2 separate regions of the Mus musculus genome follow, and region 2 is linked to region 1. A link is a loop called in an ENCODE intact Hi-C map of the cell type or tissue named here. Cell type or tissue: left cerebral cortex. All regions are shown on one strand. Links, peaks and the distances in the headings refer to the core of each region. The heading gives the core; the rest is flanking DNA.

Region 1 (8,340 bases), core at 232-8,231:
ACAGACTTGTGTGTCTCTGTGTGTGTGTATGTGTGTGTGTGTGTGTGTGTGTTGCATTTTAAAGCTCTCAATGGGGAGGTGGCTCAGTTGGTACAGCAGTTGGTGTGTAAGACTGAGGGCTTGAATCTGATCCTCCACATCCATATAGAAAGCCAGGCATGATGATGCACCTCTATTATCCCAGCACTAGAGAAGCAGAGACAGAAGCACCCCTGGGCTCACTGGCCAGCCAGCCCAGCTGACCCCATGAGCTCCAGGTTAGTAAGATTAAAAAAAAAAAAAAAGTTTTAAAAAATGAAAGGAGAGTGACTGAGGAAGACAGCTGAAGTTGACCTCAACCCCCTTACAGGACGAGAGCAAAGATACAGACATGCAGATGAACACATGTACATTCACGTGCACACACACTAAGACACACTAATCTGGAAAGCAAGGATGGCTGTCTTCTACCTGCCTACTGGGGAGCCCCCAGCCATGTGAAAAGACCACAAAGCCTTGGCTTCCAATACACTCAGCCATACCCCCACACTGCCCTCTGGTGAGGTGGTGTATTACTATGGCGACAGCCACCAGCTTTTTCTTCCCTATGCCTCTGTGCTCATGAACAGGGTCTAGCCTGTGGGACACAATTCCTAGTGCATAAACACACTTCTGAAGAGACGACAAAGGGCAACAGCGAGTGCCGGATCAAAGATCTGATTCAACGTCACCATGGTGCCAAGTGAGGCTGTGGCAGACTGTGATTCATGAATGGCAGACACCGATGTCTTGAAGCTTCAGTGAAAAGCTGGGAATCATTACTGAAACCTCTGTCTGGGTCGCCAGCTAACCGTGTCTGTGGCTGTTAATCTAAGATGTCAGCGGAACAGTCAACGTCTGACTGACATCCCCACGTGAGAACGGAGCCTACAAGCCAGCAGAGTCACATCCTGTTCCTGCCATTCTGCAGTCCAGCTGTGCTGGGTTTCCTGAACCGTCTCTCTCAGAGCTGTCTTACTCTCGCCAAAGCACCTTGCGCCCTGTGAGGCCTCCTCAATGCCATACTGTCACTTACCACAGAACTGCCAAGGTCTGCTTCTGCATTCTGCAGCGTACTGGTACTATGTGTACTTGTGCACATGAAAGTACACTGGATGCCCTACCAGTGGCATACAGCTACCTTCTAGGGGCAGAGGTCACTGTGCCACTTCATCCCCCAACCCCCACTCTTCTGTCACAAACAGCTAGCACTGAGTTCAGTCCCCTCTAGGACATGCAAGTTTCTTCCTGCCAGTGGAACAGGGCAGAGAAAAGCCACCTCTTAGCACTTACTCTGCTCAGGGGACAGTCTGAGGGGAGGAGGAACTGAAGGTAAGGCTGGTCTACCAAGCCGACCACCGCGCATGCGAGGCTACTACCTACAATAGCCCCTCACCACGGCAACCCAACATCCCAATGAATTCACAGGAAAACCAGCATCGTTTCTTCTCCCACACCTACCTCTAAGGCCTGTCAAGAGCCACAGAGGTCTCAAGACCTCCTAGCCTCCTCTGCATCCCTCAGCCCTAGCCTCCGTGCCTCAGAGCCACAGACCTCTCAACAAGGAGAATCCAAGACCAATTTCCCAGCCTTGAATTAAGCTGAAAATTATTTCCCAGTGGGCCCCAATTGACATCTATGAGCTTTACTGAATTATGTCTCAGGGACACTAGGAAAAGCCTTGCAAATGGTTTTGAAAATTAACACTACATTAGGTCATGTTTGTCATCCAGCAAACTGATACATTCCTCGGGAGAAAACCAGCCGAGCCAACCTGAGTTTCTGTTATCAGCACTGCTCGCTCTCAGCCCTCTCTTGCTCTCCCAATCTCTCTCTGTCGCTGACCTATGAACCTTAACCCCAACACATCTGTGTCCCTGAATCCTAAAACCACCACCACTGCAACCAACAGTCCACACAGCCATCAGCCCCTGCCTCTTGTCCAAGTGTTTTCTGCAAACAGTGGTTTTCCCCCTTCACTCCTCCCGTCCCCCGTGGAAAGTGACGTAAACTGGCTGGTGGGCATGTCTTCGCTTCTAAACACTTACACAGCGCTGCCTGGTAAATGTTCTCCTCACTGGGTTTTGAACAGGCCAGCCTCTTTCTGGATCTCCTTCGGCATCTACTGTGCAAACTGTATATAGATGCAAAACAGAACTACAAGAATTTCTGGGATCGGAACTGTGATCTCATCCACACACAGTGGAAAAGGCAAGCTATTTTTTGTCGGAAACTTTTCTGTCTCCTGGGTGGGAAAGATGAAGCAATTATTGTCAACCTAAAGCTCTGGGCTGAGGCTTCTGCTACTCACTTGAGACCAAAAAGTGACAAAGACATCAGGCTAGCCCAAAAAAGTGCCTCCTGACCTGGCTGCTACCTGACTCTCATGAAGGTCTACTGCCTCAGCTGGCCACTGGCCTCAAATGGACTCTCCCTTAGCTAAGACTGAGGACCTCCCTTCCGCAGCAGGCTGTGGGTGTGCCCAGCCTCTGGACATGTGCCTGGCCTGTCCCTTCATATCCAGTCTCTAGGAGGTAAGTCAGCTACTGAAAGAAGACTGAAGAGTTCTGAGCCCAAATGATCTCCACAGCTGGTTCATCCTGCTGTACTCATGTGGCAGGAGTATAGCTTCCTGCAAGACTGTGACCTCGGGTCACAAGCGCCTCCCTTAGAAGGACACACAGTTCAGTGCTAGGGAGTTCTAGGTATGCTCAACAACAACAATAACAACAACAACACAACCCTGCCCATCACCTCACCTACCTTAGATGTCTTCTACAATCTGGAGCTCAGCCGGGAAGGACAAAGGCAGAAGGGAAGATGCCTGTGGCAGATGGCATCTGTGTCAGGGCTCCTAAGACTTGGTGATTTACTCCAAGTCTGGCCTGGCAGGAGAGTTCAGACAGAAATGGTGACACTTTCAAAATGATAAAAGTGATGCACAGACCAGCTGTGAAAAGCAAGCAACACAGAGCGGGATGAAAATCAGTCCCTGGCCCTGGTCTGCAGGCGCTGGCCCCGGACTGCAGATACTGACCCTGCACCGCAGACACTGGCCCTGCACTGCAGATGCTGGCCCCCGGACGGCAGACGCTGGCTCTGGACTGGAGACGCTGACTCCAAACTGCAGACACTGACCCAGCACTACAGATGCTGGCCCTAGAATGCAGATGCTGGCCCCAGACTGCAAACTCTGGGCTTGGAGGACAGACACTGGCTTCAGACTGCAGACACTGGCCCTGCACTGCAGATGCTGGCTCTGTACTACAGACGCTGGACCCAGACTGCAGAGGCTGCCCCCAGATTGGCTTGGGACACATCTTACCATCCTGAGCAGCATCTCTGTCCCGTTTCTCCCACCTTGCTCTTTTTCTTTGATGATGTTTGCCCCCATCTAGTTCTACAATGCGCTGCACTCTGAACAGAGCCCACATAGGACTGCTCCGGGCACATACCAGGCTCTAGATCTTTTCTGCTAACAGATGAAGGCCAGCCTGCTCAACATCACACTTCTCCTAGGAGAAAGCCAATGTTTGCATTTGTAGGGATTTTAGTTTGGTTTGCAGAGATTTTTTTCCCCTTGTAAGAAAGAAAGCACTGTGGATATGAAGTTCACTGGTAGAGCTCTTGTCTAACATTTACAAGGCACCCTAGTTCTCCAAGGAGAAAGAGGATGACGAGCAATAACCAAACTAGATCTCGAATGAAAACATTAAAAAAGCTTGTACCCCACTGCTGGCTCGGAATCCAGTCATCTGGCAACCCTGCCCATGGAAAATAACAAACGCAGAACAACACATAGTTAATACTCTAACAACATGTCTCTAGCTTTGATGTGCCAAATGTCTTCCTATTTATATTTACTCATCTATTTATATCCTGAAATTAGGACTTCTACTTCAATTCTAAGGACTACAATTGGAGCTACAAATACAGACAGCATGCTCCCTGTGTTAACATTGATTGTACCTGTGGATATGCACTATACCAAAGGTAAGTGGCGTCATAAGAGGTACCTAGGAAGCACCACAGGCACCTTTAACACGACCTTGGTGTGGAGGAACAGTGGTCACTGCAAAGCAGGCTTCACAGGTGACAGACTGTACAACAAGGCTCAGAGGTCTCCTTACGACCCGAGCACCCACCGTTCTGCATCTTCCCCGCTGCTGTACTAAATGAGTCATGACTGGCAGGGAACGCTGCGGAAGTGGTTCAGTTGGTAAAGTGCTTCCTACACAAGGTCCGTTCTGCCCTTACAACCCCTGCACGACAAGAGTGCTCTCAATTGCTTTGAGGAAGACACCCAGTGTCGATGTCTGGCATGCGTGGATACGCACAGATGGGCCTGGTGTGGTACATGTTGTAATCCGAGCACTTGAGAGGCTAAGGCCGGAGCTGTTCCACGGAGGCCAAGAGCATGGGTCGCCACAGTGAAAGCCCATCTCAAAACAAAATGAAACAAACCACTGATGGGCTAAAAGAGGTTTCGAACAGCTTGCAGCTTAGAAAAATCAAGTTATTCCACAGGGTAAAGGTCAAACACAAAAGCTGGATCCACCTTTACTTCAAAACCAATTTCATCCTCTCGGAAAATCCAATCTTAAATCCTGCAGCTGTTTCTCCTGCTAATTACTTCTGTGTTCCTAGACAGCACTCTTCCAGACTGCACCCCACCGACTGACTGTTCTCGTCTCTCCCCTCTGTGCCCCATCCCCAACTCTGCATGCAAATGCTTCTCTGTATTCTTCCAGTGGGTTTGTACTATATAGCTGTTGGTTGTCAATATCCATCATAGCATTATTTATTTATCTTACTGTATTATATCAAGGCCACATTCCGCAGTGAATAATGATTACATTTTTCTCTACCCAATTATTACTTTTCCCTAGAGTTTGGCTAGCTTTCAGTTTCTATATAATCCTGACTCTCTAAAAATATTAATGCTCTCAATATAGTCATTAGACAGTCCATTGGTTCTGGGTGGTTTTGCTTTTGAACTCCCGCTTGTAAACAAATCACTGGGCAAACTGCCCAATCTTGCACTATGTCCTCTGGCCTGCTTGCCAGCTGTTATCCTGACTCCCTCTTTATCTCCATCAGAAGTCCTTTTCTCCCCTCCTCCCCTGTGGGATTACTTCCTGGATTCAAGGGACTCGTCCTATTTACTCCTTAGGTAAAACCTGTCTTCTGGTAACTTCGGATGTGTTCTGGCAGCTCCTGGTGTCCCCACGTTTGGTATTCTGAGTTTCAGGCTATGGCTTGATGAGGCTCTTTCCTTCCATTCCTGGTGGGCCCTCATTATGTCATCCAATTTTATCCCATTACTACGTAGCTCCTCTCCTTCCCATCTGCTCCGAGATTCACATTTCTTTGACATGACCCTTCCCTGGTGAAGCATTATTTTATTTTTTTCTCTTTTCTTTCCATGACTTCACTTGTGATAATAATTCTATTTATTAATTGCGAATTTCATAAAATACATTTCTATCATAATTTCATATTCAATTCCCCTCCCCGACTCTTTTCAGATCCAGTCCCCAATCCATATCCATTCAGCCCCCTGCTTTCCTGGATTATTTTTCTGCTCTTTAAAAATCTATCCAGCTCAATTAGTACTAGGGTGTGTGGTCATCAATGGAGCTCGTTCCACTCACCAGGGGCCACGCCCTAAAGAAAGCCAACTCTTCCCCTTCCAGAAGCCATTAATTATCAAGAGTTCCTCAGCAGGGGCTGGGGACTCTCCGCCTTACACAGGCCTTGTGCGTGCTGTCATAATCTATGGCTACACATGTTCAAGTGCCCTGTCTTGTCTCCAGCTCTTACAGTCCCTCTGGGGCATTTCTCTCTGAAATGATCCCTGAATCTCAGGAGGGTGGGGAGGGGCGTGTGCTTCAGGCATCCCCTGTGGGGCTGAGCACGCACCCAGGCTGGTGGCTGAGTCTCTGTGCCAACTGCCATCTATCCAAGAGGAAGTGTCCCTGATGAGGTCACCACAAGTCTGTTTAGTACATTACGTCATCGTCCACTCTATTCTTCACCCCAGGAAGTATTTCAAACTTTATTTTCCAAACTTTTACTCATTGGTCCTGATGCTGGTATACTGTTTCTGCCAGACATGTATTTCGAAAACCCTGAAACGACAAGGTTTTAAAAACAAGGCCGAAAATCCCGTGTACCCGTACCAATTGTGCACACCTCTTCATATCGTCTCACTTTTTATGTGTGCCCCTCCCTTCTTCTCTGGCTAATGTGAGCTGTGACATTTCACTCCCAAATACCGATGGCTGTTTCCAAAAATAAGGATAATTACCACAGTAAAGAAATTTAAAATGAGTCTCGGTCTGATGGTGAGCATTGCAGTCCTGACACTGGGAAATGCCTGTTGCTCCTGACTGCTACAGCAACTTCTGAGCTCTGTGGAGCCAGTCCCAGCCTGAGTGAGGGCTCTCCCTGATCTCTTCCCCACCAGCCTTTTAAACGGTTTGGCAGGCATCCAATTCCTGGCATTAAACCCTTTCTGTTTTATATATTCAGATCCTTAGTTCCGAAACAATATATTCTCAAAACCTCTCTATGTTCTTTAAAACCACTGACAAATTCCAAACAGCTTTCTTCCTCGTGTGTTCCATCTGTGTTTACCATACCATATATTAAAAATTTTAAATTAAATAACATTAATTCACTTAAAATGACATTATTATAAAATACTTTATGAAATAAAATCCTCTATTTCACATGATAAGAGAAAAATTTCCTGGGAAGAATGACATCTTCATGCCTGGCTGGGCTCTCCTTTTCTTTCTGCAAGCAATCTGTCATGAGCCATTGATCTGGTTAAGTCTACAAAGGAGATTCAGCCTTACTTGGATATGTAGATGGAAAGTGGGTAACTGCTTAACAGCCTTCACAGCTAACTGCAGACACATGTATGATACTACATGACTAACTGCAGACACATGTATGATACTATATGACTAACCGCAGACACATGTATGATACTATACACCTAACTGCAGATACATGTACGATACTACATGACTAACTGCAGATACATGTATAATACTACACAGTTAACTGCAGACACATGTATGATACTACACATCTAACTACAGACACATATGTAATACTACACAGTTAACTGCAGACACATATAATACTGCACAGCTAACTGAAGACACATCTATGATACTGCACAGCTAATTGCAAACATGTATACAATACTGCACAGCTAATGCAGGCATGTATATGATACCGAACAGCTAAAACAAACATGTATATGATACTGCACAGCTAACTGCAGATATGTATAGGATACTGCACAGCGAATACAGACATGTATAGGATACTGCACAGCTAACTGCAGCCATGTACATGATACAACACTCAAATCTGACAATGGATCATTTCTTAAAGGTTAGTTGCAATGTAGAATCTGAAACTATATCCGATGCTCTTAAGTCAAGCACACGAAAGCCTGTTGTCTAGCTTAACGTACTGAATATCTTTTAACTATTTGTGTGCAGCGGTTAGTGTGCATTGTCAACTTGGCACAATATAGAACCACCTGCAGAGAAAATCTCAGAGACTGTCTAGAACAGGTTGTCCTGCGGACATATCTTTGAAGTAGTGTCTTGATGACATTAATTGATGTGCAAAGACCCCAACCACTGTTGGTGGAACCAGTCCGTGGGTTTGGGTTCTCAGCTATTCGAGTGGAGGATGCATACTCTGTACTAAGAACAGTCATTTCCCCCTGCTTTGGGCTGTGGGTGTGATGTGACATCCCGGAAATGACGGCCTGTAGCTAGGCTTGGAATAAGTAAGCCCTTTCTCCCTTGGGGTTGCTTCCAGGTTTGGGGGGGGGGGTGTTGTTTTTTTGTTTTGTTTTGTTTTGTTTTTTGTTTTTTTGGCTTTTGTTTCTGTCTTCTATCTCAGGAACAGAAGAGAAGCTAAAGCTATCTCCAGAGCATCGTGTGCTGGTCATCCGGAGTCCCCTTAGGTCGTGTAGATTTTTCAAACCACTGAGCCATCTTTCCAGCCAGTGAGCAATCTTAAGCCCCGGAAACCATCAAGTCTTAGCAGATTGGAGTTTTCTAAAATCCTAGCTTTGCATAAAAACTGATAACTAATACGTTTTACTAATTTCTTTCAAAAATGGCTGCCAACTATCCAAGTGGCAAGAAGCATGCTTATATGTGTTTCTTAAGACAAAAACACTTTCCAAGGAAAATGGTCAGTTCGGTTTGCAAAAAAAAAAAAAAAAAAACTACAGAAATGTTCTTCTTAAAACTATTACACTTTGGTATAGCACAAGCTTTATAT
Region 2 (8,340 bases), core at 122-8,121, 55 kb after region 1:
AATTTGCTACTAAGAACCTACCAAAGAAAAATCAAAACAAGCCAATATCCATTAACTGGAAAATGGATTATGTGACCATCACCTGGTCAATGGCTAAACCAAATGTGGTATACCCACACCAGAGTACGTGGATATAAAACAGAATGTTACGTACTGTAACATGAAGGGACACTGAGACTCTAAGCTCAGTGGCAGAAGCCAGGCACAAATGACTCCCTACTGAATGATCCAATTCAAATGAAATTTTCTAAAAAGGGCAAAATTATATATAGAGAAAAACAGTTGCCCAGAATCCGGCAGGGAATGGAAATTAACCACAAACTGCCAGGAGGGGGCGCTGAGGGTGCTCAGGGCTCTACTGGTGGACAGTGTCAATGGAACTATACACTGAGTGGGTGAGGACTGGTGGCGTGTATCCCCAACCCTAAAGTTCTCTCTCTGTATTAGTGATACTGAACCATCTGTGCCGTGAGCATGCGCTTAGATGTGTGACATGTCCTTCCCTGCTGCTCCATCTTTTTGCTCCAACAGCAAAGCTAGTAGCATCTCCTATACCACATATGGTAGGTACCCTGTACCTCCAGTCCATCGGGGGATGCATCCTTTGGGACTGGTGGACTAGGACCCTTCTCTAATGAACCGATGCTTTGCCAGCAGGAGGGACTCATGAGAATACTCTTGGGGAAGCATGGGGTGTTTTCCTCTTCAGTGCCCTGACTTGACTGACTTCCAATTGAAATGGAGCAAGTGAATCTCTCATCATCCAACACCAAGAACCTAACTGAGGTAGGTTATATAGATGACCCATTTGGGACAACAGAAGGACATGAGAAAACCATGCTATACTATACAAAACCCAAGACAACAGTGGCTTCAAGACAGAGCCACAAGAGGGAAGAGACATCCCATAGCAGCCGCAGCAGGCCAGACGCAAGCCACCAGTCAACACAGAATGCTCTACTGCAGATTAGACTTTTTTTTTTTAGCCAAACAATGTCATTTACCACATTAAATTGACAGATCCAAGTTTACCCAATTTTGTAGTTTTGTATTTCATTACACTAGTTTTTCTGTAGTAGCAAAAGAAAGACAACCTAGTTTCTGGCTTCTATAAACCTAAGCAGTGTTATTAAAAAAAAAAAAAAAGGAAAACAAGAAAAAAGGATTCTACCTCAACATTGAGGAGACTCAATATCTTTTCACTTTGGAAGAGAAAATATGAAAACAGAAAGTGCATATGCTACGGTTTTTTACCACTCTGTCAAACATCTGGGGCAACACATTCCGACTCACGTCTTCAGAGGCTTCAGTGCATGGTTTCCTGCTACCAGGTCTTCAGGTTCATAGCAAGGCATGAGTATCATGGCGGTAGGCACGTGGTAGGGAGAGCTGAACACTTAACAGCAGCCAGAAGTTGCACAGGACAACACAATCCTTTCCAAAGCACATTCAGAAACCTATGTCACCTACACGGGCCTCACTCCACTTCTTGCGTTCACCATCTGCCAATAATGGCCACCATACTATGAATCCATAAGTAGTTATTCCCACCAATGATGTCACAGCTGACAGGGCCCAATCACCTCTCAGGAACTGGATCCACAGCTGCAGGCCAAACCTCAGTATATGAGCCCCTAGGAGCATCATATCTAGATGGTGATGTTCACTAGGATATATACTCTTCAACAGCAAAGCCTTTCCTCTCAATAGACCCAGTGCAAGGCAAAGTAGACACCCTGGCCAGACACTTGGGCAAATGTGTATTCTCCTGCTACTCTTAAAAAAAAAAAAAAAACAAGCGCTGGGCGTGGTGGCGCACACCTTTAATCCCAGCACTTGGGAGGCAGAGGCAGGTGGATTTCTAAGTTCGAGCCCAGGCTGGTCTGCAAAGTGATTTCTAGGACAGCCAGGGCTATACAGAGTAACCCTGTCTCGAGAAAAAAAAAACAAACCCAAACAAACAAACAAACAAAAAAACCCAAGCATGCAAATCTCCACTATCTAATACTGACATTGCCCTCAGCAAACCTTTCACCTATCCTGAAGCTTGAAACTTGGGTGAGCTGGATTAAAAACTAACCAAAGCAGAACTGCCAGAGGGAGCCATAGAAGAAGCAGGCGGCAAACGCGTCAGTAGTCTTAACCTAACCCTCAGCTCTTGTCTCTATATCCTTCCATGTTGGGTTTTTCACTTTGTTCTTGTCTCTTAATGGAAACGCTGGCAAAGGCTAAAACTAGTGATAATAACACATCAGGATGGGAGGCCTTTCTCACTCTGCCCACCTGACAGACGGTCACTAAGCACTAGCTGCTGGGCCTGGAGCTGCATGAGACAGAGACACAACAAACCAAGTCGTAAATTACAAATAAGCGTTTCTCTCATAAACTGTTTCATGTACGTGCTATAGAACCACCCTGATAGAACCCTGACTCGCAAAGCTGGAAAGCCTTCCAAGAGCAACTGACGGTTTCCTGAAGATAAAATCCCACCTGTTGACAGTTCAAATCTGTCCTATGTCACAGATCTGGAGTTGGGGTTCAGCCAGGCCAGTCGCCATCTTGACACAGGCCAACCAACTCCTTGAAAGATGTGTGGTATATCTCCCACTGGTTCTCTTGCTCCAGTTCAGTCTTCAATAATTCAATGAATTGAGTAAGTAAATATACTGTTACTCATTCTTAAAAGTCAGTTTCAAGCAAAGGAAAGGAGGATGCTAAAATGTACCTTATGGTATCAGACTGGAGTCAGAGAGAGGAATATGTCGATATGTAAACACATACACAAACACACAGATAAATATAGGTATGTATATAGCATATGTGTATGTATATATTCATGTATTGTGTAAGTATATGTGCATGCATACATATACTGGGTAGTGTGTGTGTGTGTGTGTTTCCCAGAAGAAACTGAAAGGATCTAGAGGAGCAATGACCTGTCTGAACATCCAACTACACTCTCTGGATATTATGATTCTTCAATAAGAAATACACTATATTTCAGGGACAGAGTGGGTGAAATATGGACGAGCTGGAGACACCTTGGAGTGCCACAACAGAAGACGCACACAGAAGATGGGGCATGTCAGCAGGGGGGCGGGGCCAACCCCAAGTTTGCTAACAGCCAAAGCTGAAGCAATCTGAAAAGTGGGGAATATTATGGGGGTCGGAGTACATATTTTAGATTGCAACCATGGAAAGTAAATATTAACTCAATTTTCAAATATACTACTGAATAAGGACATATCTAGAGGAGATGGAACAGCCCCTCCCTCCTCACAGAATTAAAATGAGTGAATATGAAAGGAGGAGAAATCACCACTAGGCAAACACCTTGGTAATCAGAAACTGTCCCTGGTAAAATCCACTGACAGATGCTAAATTCAGTGAGAGAAAGATAAGGAGAAACACAAAAAAGTCCATTTGGGGATGTCTTCCCAAGACATTTATCTATTACAGAGGGCAAACAGTAAGTTTACAGCAAAGCTAAGCAGCCATCGCCTTACCCGAGGCCAGGGTTAGACACTCCATCACTTACTATCCCGACTCACCATCAACTTACGGTATCTGTGGACTTCGTGAGGCCCTGCCACTGGTTGGTGCTCACCGAAAGCCTTGGTAGAGCCGGCTAAAGAATCCTCCGAGCTGCTGGGGAGTGCAGAGCTGACCAGTGATAGATCCTGGCAGCCGGGCCTGCACCAGAGCCAAGGCAGAGGACACGGAGGACGACGCGTGGGATGCATGAGGAGTCTGCAGATTGGGCTCTGGGGTGTCTCATCGCCTGGTTTGGAATTACTCAGTAGTTATAAACACTGATAATGCGAAAGGAAGCTGCGTAAAGGGTGTACACAAAATCTTTGTACTGTATTTACGATGTCTATGCAGGATTTAACTTATTCCAAAACAAAAAGAAAAAAAGACTTGCTATCCAAAGAGATCTAAATCTGGCTGAGTATTTTTGAAGTGGTAAAAACAGCAAGGCTACGTGTATCTATTTTCATTAAACATAAATATTACAAACAGCAACTCTTAGTGCTTTTTCAAAAGCTATGTCATGATTTCATCTTCTTTGCACATGTGTTACATACACATGTGCACATACATGTTCGTGTGCGCGGTGCAGGGGGGCTCATGCCACAGTGCATGTGTCAAAGTCAGGTGTGGGCCCTTGCCTTCCATCTGCTCTGAGGCGGGTTCTCTTGTTCACAGCTTCACACACCAGGTTGCTGACAACTTGAGGCTTTCCAGCTCTTTGAAGAACCTGTGGAATTACAGATGTGCCCTACCAGGCCGGGCTTTTGGAAGCCCTCATGATAAACCCAAAGAGTTACCATCACAGACCTAGCAACCTTGTGATTTAAAATGAAAAAGAGCCGTACTGATTGGGTCGGGGTGGGGGGTGGACAGAACAGAGAATTCTGCAACAACAACAACCATATGCAATTGTGTCCTAGTGTGCACTTGGGTATTCAAAGAGAAACAAACAGAAGCCATCCATTCACTAGATATTTAACGAGCCCCTATCAAGCCCCTCCAACTCTCAGACACTGATACTACAGTGACTCAGTCCCTAAGGTCACCAAGCTCATTCAGTGAAAAAGACAAAGACCAAGCAAGCAAATACAAAAGAAATCACTCCAGAGGCTTTGATAGAAACCACTACGGGACAAGGGACAGGACAGCAGAGCTCATACACCAGACTGCCTGGAAGCCCCGGCCATGTGAGCAAACTTGATTCAATTTCCTGAAAGGGCCCCAGGGGCTGCAGTGAAGGCATCTCTGTGGCAGAAAGAAGCCATCAGCAGCCAGGGGTGGGGGTGGGGGGGTTGCTGCCAAGAGCAGGGGCTCTGAGGGGCTGTAGCCAGGGGAGCCCCAGCCAAGAGCAGGGGCTCTGAGGGGCTGTAGCCAGGGGAGCCCCAGCCAAGAGCAGGGGCTCTGAGGGGCTGACAGATCCTTTACATGGTTTGTACGTCCTGAGTCTTCAGGAATGAATACATTAAAGCGTATTTAAGAAGTAATGATTAGTATAAGACATTAGGAACACCTCAGTTTTCCACAGCTGTACCGATTCATCAATGCTGTGATCTCTTGCTGCCGCTCTTCATTTCTCGTAGCAGATACATGACAAAACAGAACATGATCTCATTTTCAAATTGGGGGGGGGACTGGAGAGAGGACTTTATAAGAAAAACACTTGGGAATTTTCGAAAGTCAAATAGCTCTAGGTTAGGGTCAGAGGTCACAGAAATAGTCACAGAAATAGTCATCCCTAACCCTTAAATTCCTCGTTCTCCGACGAGTTAGAACTGCACAGCGCTGTCCAAGGGTCATTAATGGTAAACGAGAGAGCAATGGCAGGCAGGTTTGGAAGGTCCTGCTGACCGCCCACGTTCTCACACAGCTCCGTGGGTAACACCAATATCTGTTAGAGATCACAGCATGCAGGATGGCCCATTTTCCTCTGATGTTTCTAAGTAAGTGGCCCACCTGTTGTTTACGCATTTGATCAGCAGTAACATTTGTTGTATCTTGTGTTATTTAGAGACAATGTCTTGGGTGTCCCAGGTTGACACCAATGTATATAAAAAAAAAAAAAGTAAATCTTTAAAAAAAGAAAAAAAGAGAGAAACTGATTCTGTAGAGGAGGATGACTTTGAACCTGATCTCCTTGCCTCCAACTCCCAAGTGCTATGATTGTAGGCAGGTGGCACCATGCCTAGTTTTTTGTGGTGCCAGATATGGGACCAAGGGTTTCTTCTAGGCAAAGACTCTTCCACCTGAACTACAAGTCCAGCCATTTCTTTGGACTTTAAAGGATAAGAAACCATTTTAAAGGTAAAACATGGACCAATGTCATCACCTGCTCATGAGCTCACAACTGTTCCTTCAAACGTTTCTTAAAGGAGGGATTGGTGTGTTCTAGCCATCGTATAGTAAAGTTTGGTGCTCATGAAAGAACTCCTCACACCTGGAAAGGACCAGGATGGTCCAGATGATGCAGTCTGCATCTGCTTAAGCTTTGCTGGTGCCTAAGTAGGATGCTACAAAAGATGTTCCTTGGAATGAAATGCCTGAAATCTTGAGATGCAGTCCATGAAACAAATCAGCCCCTCAACACTGGGGAGGCCTCAGGAGTACAGCAGAAAAAAGACAATGTGCCCGCCAGCCGCTTAGATGCCCGCCATGCCTGTCTCCCTAGTCCTCTGATCCACATGGTGCCTGAGGAGTGTTAAACATCTTCATTATGAATCAAGTGATCAAGTTACACTTTCACCTCGGCAGAAGCCAGGACTCAGGGCAAACAGCTCTGGACAACGCAACGGCAACACTTGCCTGCCAGCCTGAGCCTGCGTTCCAAGCCAGCTCACATATTACTGACTTCATCCTTTCTTGGGTTAGTAGGACAACTGGACAACAAGGTGCCTGGGGAAACAGCAGAAATCAGTGCTCAGCGGCTGGGCTAGCAGAGCCCTGGACTCCAGAGTCTGCCCTATCCTCTTGGCCTTCTTCTATGTGCCTTTGAATGAAGTGAGATTGCCTCGTACCAAGTCAACCTCTATCGTCGGTTCACTTCCTCCCATGAGGACTAGGGTCTCTCACCATCCATTTTCCTTCAAGTACCATTAAATCAGGATTGCGAACAATACACTTCTGGCCCTTGCAGGCCTCACTGCTGTCTTTCCATGCTGGTGTCCAACAAGGAAGGACCAAACATCACCCCCAAAAGTCCGTTTCAAAGGTTTGCTAAGTTCATCTACCTTCCCTTTCAGGCACCACCACAAAGGCAACCTGGAATGGCAAGCTATGATGCTGCTGCTCTTACTGCTGCTTTGGCCATTTTTGAAAACTGTGTGTGGCTATTTCAATCAGTTTCACTTAAGGCAACATTGGTGTTATTTGTTGCATATTAAGTAAATAACAACAAGTGGAGGGTCAAGTTGGTTTTGGATAGAGCAGGTTAAGAAAATAATCCCAAGTTTCCACAGACATTCATCAGAGAACACATCAGCTCTAACACATTACAAAGCTTCTCACTCAAGTGAGGGGCTCATCTCTGAACTGGGCATGTTCCAGGAACGGGGCATAATTTGGTCATAACCAGCATGTTCCATGTGTGAGGGAGAAAGACAGCCATTAATTTCTGATGAAAGTCGATTTCGAGAGCTAGGACACACCCCACGCCAAGACTGCGCCTCCAATGCCAGAATCTGGCCCCTCCTTTAGTAAAGCCAGTTTGTGCCAAGTGTTTCAGGAAAGGAATGGATGCTACCTGTGAGCATCCTTCACACAGCATGGGAGGCCGTCATCAGGACTTCTGGTCCCAGCATTTTTGGTGCCATCTCACTGGGTACAGGAATCATATATTTAGAAAATTAGCTTTAAAACTATTTCTGTGACAGAGAGAAGAACAGCCAACACCCCAAAAAGAAAAGACAGGGGAGGAGCAAACCAAAGCCTAAGTGGACGTGTGCATGAAAAGGCCCTCAGGCTTAGAAGTCCCTAAGGAAGCATCCTCCTGCAGCAGATGGGAACAAGTACACAGACCCACAACCAGGAGCCATGCAGAGAGAGAGACCCTGGAACCCTTAGTCCTAAACAGGAGGACGTCTCCACCAAACCCCTCCCCTCAGAATTCAGTGGAAAGGAGGCAGAGAGGGTCTAAGAGGATGGAGAACACCAAGAAAACAAGAACCCGCAGAGACTGAGGCAGCGTGCGTGCACAAGGCCTGCAAGACAGGTCTGCACCAGGCCCTCTGCAGAGCTATCATGGCTTCCAATTTAGTGTTTCTATGGATTCCCAAGTACATGAACAAGTGGGTCTCTGATGCTTGTGCCTCCTCCTCAGCCCATTTCCTTCTGCTTGTTCTGCCCAACTCTGCACCGACATATGCGTGCCACAGGCTAACCCACTGCACTACTGTACCACGGGCACTATTGGGACTCCGTTTTGTCCAAGTCTGATGTGTTAAGTTTTTTGTTTTATCTTATTACATTTTATTCTATTTTATCATTATCCCTTAGAAGTCTGTCTGTTTTCTAATGAGAAAGGGAGTAGATCAGGGGGAGGGGGAGGAGAGGAAAACACAATCAGGATATATTATTTGCAGGGGTGGGGGGCAGAATCTATTTTCAATGAAAGGCATGTGTGTGACGTGTGTGTGTGTGTGTGTGTGTGTGTGTGTGTGTGTGTGTGTGTGTCACTCTAAGACTTAAAAATAAGCTCCGTGAACTGAAATAACAATGTACCCAAAGAAGAGTGGAGAAAGGAGACAATATGATGATAAAGGGGTGCAGACTAGGACTTCAGTTCAAGAATGGCTTACACATGAAACTACCTGA

What was found. Peaks named below come from ENCODE experiments on the same cell type or tissue, not always from the same donor. Only the 100,000 strongest peaks of a DNase experiment are listed, where the experiment ranks them.
Region 2: it touches region 1 in a loop (2.5-fold over the local background); 4 of 42 quality-filtered maps call a loop at or near these places.

Annotation. Positions count from the first base shown.
Region 1 is chr14:48,195,132-48,203,471 of GRCm38, reverse strand. All of the region lies in intron 2 of Peli2 (pellino 2), which reads right to left. It also overlaps the pseudogene Gm6498. Among named protein-coding and RNA genes, the nearest start is that of Gm52144, 6.6 kb to the left of the region's middle. In left cerebral cortex, for the core only: a CTCF peak has its summit at 524 (motif pointing left); a DNase peak (open chromatin) is centred at 3,634.
Region 2 is chr14:48,139,876-48,148,215 of GRCm38, reverse strand. All of the region lies in intron 1 of Peli2 (pellino 2), which reads right to left. Among named protein-coding and RNA genes, the nearest start is that of Peli2, 23 kb to the right of the region's middle. In left cerebral cortex, for the core only: a CTCF peak has its summit at 327 (motif pointing right); DNase peaks (open chromatin) are centred at 412 and 3,694.